Linked DNA regions of Homo sapiens: region 2 is linked to region 1. Evidence: chromatin contacts called from ENCODE Hi-C data. All regions are on one chromosome and are shown on one strand. Each heading gives the region's core, a stretch centred on a gene start or an enhancer-like site at or near the end of the contact. The rest is flanking DNA. Distances are from core to core; before and after follow the strand shown.

Region 1 (4,379 bases), core at 1,204-3,703:
ATTTGATAGGTAGGTGTCAGTGAGTCGGGAGTGCTGATTGGTTGGGTAGGAGACGAAATCATAGAGATCTGAAGCTGTCATTTTGCACTGAGTCAGTTCCTGGGTGGGGTCACAAGACCAGATGAGCCAGTTTATGGATCTGGGTTGGTGTCAGGTGATCCATCAAGTGCAGGGAATGCAAAATATCTCAAGCACTGATCTTAGGTTTTATAATAGTAATGTTATCCCCAGGAACAATCTGGGAAGGGTGAGAATCTTGTAGCCTCCAGCTACATGACTCCTAAACCATCATCTCTCACCTTGTGCCTAATTTGTTAGTCTTACAAAGGCAGTCTAGTCCCCAAGCAGGAAGGGGGTTTGTTTTGGGAAAGGGCTGTTAATGTCTTTGTTTCAAACTATAAACTAAGTTCCTTCCAAAGTTAGTTCAGCCTATGCCCAGGAATGAACAAGAGCAGCTTGGAGGTTAAAAGCAAGATGGAGTTGATTAGGTCAGATCTCTTTCACTGTAATAATTTTCTCAGTTATAATTGTGCAATGGAAGTTTCAGGTTCTGGATCAGGACCCCTTTCTGGTAACACAAGGATGGTTATGAATGCATCCAGATATCCAAAAAGTTATCTCTGAAAGCCAGAGATTTCCTTTCCCTATGGGTTCTTCCCTTGCATGTCAACCCAAGGATTCACTGGGGACCTAGAATTGTGCAGGGCAGTTAGGAAGAGAGAGACAAAAGAGAGAAGAGGTGAAGTAGTTTTGAAGAAGAGAAAGAAGGTCCCATGCAGCCTCAGTTTTTTTTCCAACAAACTTTTCATGCTGGGAAATAGGATCCTGGTTTATTTGTGGGAGGGATTTTATAGGAGGGTGAGAAAAAAATGCCCTTTGAGGGTAGAGTCTGTGGAGCCCTAATTGGGGAAAAGGAGTCAGCCTGAAAGGACCAGGAGAAAGCAAAGAGATAAAGCAAATAAGCTATAAATCTTTCTTCATGGTCCAGAACATATAAAAAAAAATAGAGGAAGCAGATAAGCTGTAGGTCTCTTTTTCTTTATGGCCAAGGACATATGGCCTTTCTGTGGAAAGAACGTAAATAAGTCACAAACTTTCTGCTTTCATTTATCATCAAACGCCTCAGCTAACAGAAGAATGCAAGTTAGCTCCCTGCTACCTTGGCCTCCCAAAGTGTGGGGATTATAGGCGTTAGCCACTGCACCCAACCAAATCTCCTCTTCTCATGGCTCACTGCAGCCTTCACCTCCTGGGCTCAAATGATCCTCCTTCCTTACCCTTCCGAGTTGCTGGGCCCACACGTGCAGGCCACCATGTCCAGATAATTTAATTTTTTGTAGAGAGGTCTGGCTATGTTGCCCAGGATGATCTCAAATCCCTGGCCTCAAGCAATTCTGACACCTCAGCTTCCCAAGTAGCTGGGACTACAAGAGTGCATTACCAAGCCTGGCTACTTTTTGTATTTCTTGTAGAGATGGGGGTCTCACGATGCTGTCCAGGCTGGTTTTGAACTCTTGAGCTCAAGTGACCTGCCCACCTGGGCCTCCAAAACTGCTGGCCCATCTCAAAAGACTTAATCCATTTCAGTATCAACTCTCAAAAGTCTTAATCCATTCCTGTATCAGCTCTTAGGGCAGAATACCCCCTAAATATTATCTGAACCACACATGGGTGAGAATCAAGGTGTGATTCATCCTGAGGCAAAATTTCTGCCCAGCTGTGAATCTGTGAGGCCAGAGAAGTTATCTGCTTCCAAAATATAATGGTGATAAAGGCATAGGATACATCCCCCAGCCCTGGTAACCACCCTTCTAATCTGTTACTGTAAATTTGACGTTTGTACTTTGCACGTGTAAAAGCACAGGCAGTATTTGTCTTTCTGTGTCTAGCATATTTCGCTTGGCATAATGTCTTCCGGGTTCCTGGATCCAGCCACGGCTCCACATCAAATCCCCAGCGAGATCCTAGTTCCCTGACTATTGAGTAGCTTCAGCATCATCGGCAAGAGTGGATGGAGTCCACCAAGCTTGTAAAAATCGGTTTTGACTTAGTTCAACTTGTTAAGAAATCATCTTAGTTTCTAATATAAGTGGACCACAACTTTAAGCTTTAACCTTAAATTTTGAAACATTAACTTAAAATAGGCAGGCAGCAACGCTGCTTCACAGGACAAGAAGTAGTCAGAAAACCAAAGACATGCTGCCTGTGAACCAGAGTAAATAACAGGCTCTATTTCGGCCCCGCTTACCCCATGAAACCCCGCCCCATCCTCCGCCGCGGCTCCGTCCCGCCCCACCTAGCCACGCCCACTGCCGCTCCGGCCCGGCTCCACCCTCTCAGGGTCCCTCCCCGAGTCAGGCCCCTCTTTCCGACCCGCCCCTTGCTGGTCGCGGCTCGCCCAGGCCCCGCCCCCTGGCCTCCCAGTTTTTTCTCTCCGCTAGCAGTTTCCGTCACTCCCGGAAGCAGATTGCGCCAGGGAAAGGCCTTATCGCTGTGTGTGTGTTTCAGTCTACGTGGATTAAACATTACTTCGCTCCGTCTGCCTGGATTAAACGTGCACTTTGCAGTCCTCACTTCTCCGTACCAGTGATCTGGGGATCGCTACGGACCTTAAAATACCCATAGCCCCTTCGCCCCTGCAACAGGCACTTCTCCCCACGTAAGTCCGAGAATTGCTTCCCTGTCGGTTTAAAATCTCTCTCAGGCTGTTCCTTGCCCCCTGCCTTTCTGCCATGTAGATAACCATGTCGATAACCCCATTCAGGTCGTGTTCCTGCTTAAAACTCTCATTGACCCCTGCTTCGGCCCCGGGCGAAGTCAAGTCCTCCCTCGCGAGGTGGATTCCCACCAGTCGAGACCCCCGAGCTTCGCCCTTGTCGACGCCTGGAGGGGAGCGCCCGCTGCCCAGCTCCTGAAGGAGCCGCTTCTTCTCCCAGGTCCTGGGATTCTGCAGACCCTCCCTGTCCTGAGACACCGTCCCCCGCGCCACCTAGTGTCCTCCGCGCGCCACCTAGTGTCCTCCTCACGCCGGGTCCTTCCCCTCCCCAGGCTGCCCCTTCACAGCCACTGCTTTTCCTGACTCCGCGTTGCAGGAGGTCACCCGAGTCTGTCTTGTGACACCCACTGTCGTTCCTTCCCAAATTTTTACTCCACTGGAAAATGTGCTCTTCCGGGAGGTGGGCATCGTATTCCTCCCCTTTCCTCCTGAATGTGTGGGTGAGAGGGATCAGGAGAGGAAAAGAGGGGGAGCGACGGGACAGAAAGAAAAACTGGGGAGAAAAGAATGAGTACACGGCAAAATGGATGATAATTTAGGTACTGGCAAAGAGAGCAAGAGTGCAAGAGGACGCATGGAGAAAGTAGCACGGGGAGAAAAGCACATAAAGAAATTAGGGAAAAGGGAGAGCTTCAGGGAGCTGAAGGGCAGCAAAATAGAGAGGGGCGGCAAAGGAGGAGGCACTGCAGTCAGACGCGGGGGGCGGAAAAGGTAAGAGTCGGAGCCGCGGCTGACAGAGCCACGTGGTGCTGGGACTGAAGGAGAGGGGAGTGGGTAACAAAGGAGAGTAGAGGGAGAACCACAGCAAGGAGGAAGCCTAGGAAGTTGGGGGTGCTAGAGAGTGGGAACAAAGGAGATGTAACAGGGAAAAGGGAATTTAACAGGGAAGAGGGATTTTAACAGGGAGAGCAGACAGGGAGCTCAGATGGGGGAAAAGAGGCAGGAATACGTGGCGGCTGGGGACAATGGGAAAGTTTGGGGAGAAAGAGCAACAAGAGGTGAAATAAATTTCGAAGCATTGGGCAGAATAGACATAAAAGAGGGAATAAAGAAAGGGGAGAAAAACAGCAAAGGGAAAAAAGACGTGCAGAATGAGAGCGGGAAACACATAGTAGTGAAGAGAGTGGGCGAGGACCCCACCCAGATGAGCTGTGAGTTGATTGGATATGGATGGTGGTTTTAATGTATTGATTTGTGACTTTATACTCTAATTTAAAATTTGTTTCTTTAAATTGTACTCATGAGGATGAAAATTACCACTCTTTTCTACAAGGCTTGTGCATTTTGTATTTGTTTATATCAAAAGATATTTGGAATCCCTATTTAGCCACAGGGCAGTGACTTGATTCAGTCATTTTGTAACTCTTCTTTCCAGGGAGGGAGTAGAGGATGGAGGAGGAGAGAAATAGGCAAGAAATGACTGACTGTCACTACAAGATGTATCTTTGGTTTTTTGTTTGTTTTTTCTCTTTTTGAGACAGGGTCTCTGTCGCCCAGGCTGGAGTGCGGTAAAATTATATCGGCTCACTGCAGCCTCTCAGCTGCACTCCATCCTCCTCAGCCCCTGAAGGTGCTGGGATTACATGTGTGAACCACCTCTACA
Region 2 (4,379 bases), core at 1,173-3,672, 780 kb before region 1:
AAACTCTATACTTAATCATGTATTCTAAATTTTATTATTTACTGCTGATGTCGGTTTCTGTCGGATTGTAGGAGCCTCACTAGAGATGGCACCTGTCGCCATGTTGTAAAACTCACACTTGTCAAAAAGACATGGGTTAGCGTTTTCCCCCCTTCCTCAGGATGAAGCTAATTAGCTGACACAAATGGTCACCTCCATTACCAAGTAGAGCCAGGATGAACTATGTGTGACCAAGGGTATTGTCAAGTCCTCTTCCCTGAGGACTGATTAGTGTTTATCTTGAAAACATGTACTTAGGCTGGGCGCGGTGGCTCACGCCTGTAATCCCAGCACTTTGGGAGGCTGAGGTAGGTGGATCACCTGAGGTCAGGAGTTTGAGACCAGCCTGACCAAAAAGGTCAAACTCCGTCTCTACTAAAAATACAAAAATTAGCCCAGCATGGTAGCAGACGCCTGTAGTTCCAGCTATTCAGGAGGATGAGACAGGAGAATTGCTTGAACCCAGGAGGTGGAGGCTGCAGTAAGCTGAGATCTTGCCACTGCACTCTAGCCTGGGCAACAGAGTGAGACTCTTGTCTCCAAAAAAAAGAAAGAAAAAAGACAAAAGAAAACATGTACTTAATGGGTTGTATAGAACAGTGAAGTTTCTCTCTCTGTTTTCAACCTCTCAACTGTTTGCCTCTATTTCCCATTACATTCAGGTCTAAGGCTCTTTATTAATAAAATGGTTGTTATTTCCTTCTCTGTTATCATAGTGAAGATGATTTTTCATCTGGGGAAGATTTTTTAGTTTTCAATTGTATTTTCTCAACATTTAAAAAGTGAAGTAAAGAGTATTTCTTGGGCCCGGCACGGTGACTCACGCCTGTAATCCCAGCACTTCGGAAGGCCGAGGCAGGCGGATCACTTGAAGTCAGGAGTTTGAGACCAGCCTGGCCAACATGGTGAAACCCTGTCTCTACCAAAAGAACAAAAATTAGCCGGGCATGATGGCACGTGCCTGTAATACCAGCTACTATGCAGGCTGAGTCAGAAGAATTGCTTCAACCCAGAAGGCAGAGGCTGCAGTGAGCCGAGATCTTGCCAATGCACTCCAGCCTGGGTGACAGAGAAATACTCTGTCTCAAAAAAAAAAAAGAAAAAGAAAAAAAAGTAAATAAAAAAAAGAAACTAATAGATGTCATCCACAATTGTGCTGGGACAACTAACTGGATATCCACATGGAAAAGAATAAAGTTGGATCCCTATCTCACACAATGAAAATTTTATTTTAAAAATTAAAAAAAAAAGAGATGAGGAAGGGATCCCTGCGGCAGGGGGTGTTACTTTGTCACTCAGGCTGGCTTGGACCTCCGGGCTCAATGATCCTCCCGCCACTGCTTCCTGAGTAGCTGGACCTCAGGCTCCCGCCCCCACTTCCACATTTCTGCTGTGTTTAAGTAGCAGGTGGTGACCTCACTCCTCCCTGGCCTGAACACTCCCTCCGGCATCCCAGGCGGTGGCCCTAGGGAAGTCTCTGAAGCTGAGCACAGGGTGGACTCTCCCTCCGAAGCAAATGGAGAATAGAAAGGGAGAGATTTCTATTCTGTTCTGTGTACCATCAGCATGAGATCGTACTTTCTGCCTAGGCAGGGCTTTGCATTTCACGTTCTAGTTTGCATCCCTGTTCCAGACAATTCCAGGGCTTTTGAATCATGCCTCAGCCTTCCTGGCCACTCTTGCCTCCGGTGTAGCAGGACGAGCCACAGACAAAACCTCTCAGACACCGAGTTGTAGAAGGAAGGGCTTTATTCAGCTGGGAGCATCGGCAAGCTGCCTTAAAATCCGAGCTCCCCGGGTGCACAATTTCTGTCCCTTTTAAGGGCTCACAACACTAAAGATTTCACATAAAAGGGTCGTGATTGAGCAATCTAGGGGATACGTAACAGGGACTACAGTCCCAGATATATACACAGGGGTTTCGTGCACTGGTAGAGAGAAACAGAACAGGGCAGGGAGTTTCATAATGTTCTTCTATACAATGTCTGGAATCTATGAAAAACATTGGTTTCTAAGTTATGAGTTGATTTTTAACTATTGGGTTTAGGCCAGGCAGGCCCAGGCCTGGTTTTGGGCGTGGCGCAGGGCTGCCTGTCTTCGGTTTTACTTCCTTGTTGTTTTTTTTCTTAAAACAGGTACTGAGTATAAAACAATATAAAACAATATGAGAGGGTCTGTCTCTTCCCTCACCAAAACCCGAAAAACAGCGGCTAGGTACGCGGCTGAGAGAAGCACAGATCCGCCCCCGCCCCGCGTCTGCCGGTTCTACAGGGCAGGTCTCTCCGCCTGGCGCCCCGCCCCTACCTCGCCCAGGCCCCGCCCCTACCTCGCCCAGGCCCCGCCCACCTCGTTGGCTCCACGGAGGCCTGGCTTCTGTCCTGTGCTTGTAGATTCGCCCGGACCAGGAAGCGGATCGCGTGGACTGGAAGTCACACTGCGGCGGTGAGTTTTGCTCTGTGTTGTATTGAGGCTGTGCCTCCAGGTCCCCGGCAATTCTGTACCTGGGATGTGGGGTCTCCACAGACCTGGAAATTCTCGCCCTTCTTCCTTCAACAAGAGCAAATGGAGACATTCCCCTAGGAGTCCGGAAGTCACTTCCTTTTGGGTTTAAAGTCGCCCTGAGGCTGCCCTGTCCTCGGTCTTTTTGCTATAGGGCAATGTATACAGTTTGTATCGCGTAGTTTTCCCGTTCACAACCGTTTGTTGACTCCTCCCACCCCGCGCTTTTTAAAGTCCTCACCCGAGAGGTGGATCCCTGCTCTGGCGCTTCCCAGCCTCACCCTCGTCGGCCCCTGGAGCCCAGCGCTGACACCACAGTCCCAGGGAGGCCGCGTTCTCTGCCCGGTGGTGGGATCCTGCGGACCCCACCCTTGTCCGAAGGCGTCATCTCCCCCCCACCTCCCTCCTCATGCCGGGCCCTGTTGCTCCCCAAGTCTCCCCTCCGCAGTCACCGCTTTCCCTGAGCCCGCGTTGGGGAGGTACCCGGGGCCTGTCCTGTGACACGGGGTGTTCTTGCCTGCCCAGCTCCAGCCCCTGGAAAATGCGCTTCTCTGGGATGCAGGCGTCTTACTCCAAACCCTCCTGTGATTGTGTGGGCCAAAGGGATCAGGAGACAGAGAGAGGGAATCAGAGAGCAGTAGAAAACCTGAGACAGATAAAAGAAGAAGGAGAAAGACCCATAACAGATGGCAAAGTAGGGGATGGTCAGGGATTTGCCAAGAGACAGCAAAAGTGAAAAAACAAAAGATAACAAAGCAGGAGGAGAAAAGCAACTGGAGAAATGTAGAGAAAAGCTGGATGTACAGAGAGATGAAGGACAGACAGCAAGGTAGGGAGAGGGGCAGCAAACAGAAAGGCTCATGAGAATGAGGGAGAGGAGGAGGGATTTGGAGCCAGGGCAGACAGAGCAGAGTGGTGCTGGTGGCAAGGAGAACAGAGGGAGAACCACAGCAGGGAGGACACCTGGGAAATCTGGGGTGCCAGAGAGTGGGGCCAGGGGGGTATAACGGGGAAGAGAGAATTTAACAGGGAGAGCTCAGGAGAGATGGGAGAAGAGGTGGAAATCTATGGACATTGAGAACAATCTAAAGATTGGGGAAAAGGAGCAACAAGAGGTTAAATAAGCTGTGGATGGAGTCCAGCTAATTTTTGTATTTTTAGTAGAGACAGGATTTCACCATGTTGGCCAGGCTGGTCTCAAACTCCTGACTTCAGGTGATCCACCTGCCTCGACCTCCCAAAGTGCTGGGAATACAGGTGTGAGCCATCACACCTGGCCACCTATGTATTCTTGAATGAAAAAAGTTACTTCTGTCTTAGTTCAACAGCTGACTCTCTTTCCCTGTTTTCTTTTCTTTCTTTCTTTCTTTCTTTTCTTTTATGAGATGCAGTTTTGCTCTTGTTGCCCAGGCTGAAGTGCAATGGCACGATCTTGGCTCACTGCAATCGCCACCTCCCTGGTTCAAGTGATTCTCCTGCCTCAGCCTTGCTGAGTAGCTGGGATTACAGCCATTCGCCACCATGCCTGGATAATTTTTGTATTTTCAGTAGAAACGGGGTTCCTCCATGTAGGTCAGGCTGGTCTACAATTGCTGAACTCAGGTGATCCACCTACCTCGGCCTCCCTATTTTCAAGGTCAATAGCTGTGTGTTTACACTTTTGCATTTTGTAAATGTTACTGTAATTTTCTTGTAAGGAAAAATTAAATGTTAGGAATTAATGGCATCAGAACCTTGCAAAAGAAGTTTCTTTAGCCCAGGTATGTGAAAGATGCTTCTCTAATTTTCAAGGATGGGGTGATAAAGACCAACCCTTCCCATTAGCCCTTCCAGGCCCCCAT

Evidence for each region. A loop is a pair of places that touch in the nucleus more often than their neighbours do. Pooled maps may share reads with other maps.
Region 2: a map of CD8-positive, alpha-beta T cell shows a loop between it and region 1 (4-fold over the local background). The contact joins the promoter of ZNF888 here to the promoter of ZNF616 in region 1. A Hi-C loop is called at or near these places in 1 of 168 maps with a recorded cell type or tissue (CD8-positive, alpha-beta T cell) and 8 of 50 pooled maps.

Annotation. Positions count from the first base shown.
Region 1 is chr19:52,138,012-52,142,390 of GRCh38, reverse strand. It overlaps ZNF616 (zinc finger protein 616), which reads left to right and starts at 2,453. Exons shown (of 4, transcript NM_178523.5): 1 at 2,453-2,659. RefSeq lists silencers at 2,158-2,207, 2,218-2,497 and an enhancer at 2,618-2,857.
Region 2 is chr19:52,921,471-52,925,849 of GRCh38, reverse strand. ZNF888 (zinc finger protein 888) reads left to right here and starts at 2,422. Exons shown (of 5, transcript NM_001393938.1): 1 at 2,422-2,481. ZNF888-AS1 (ZNF888 antisense RNA 1) reads right to left here and starts at 2,501. Exons shown (of 2, transcript NR_186336.1): 1 at 2,386-2,501; 2 at 1,771-2,177. RefSeq lists enhancers at 2,040-2,209, 2,490-2,539, 2,029-2,760, 2,761-3,494 and a silencer at 2,300-2,349.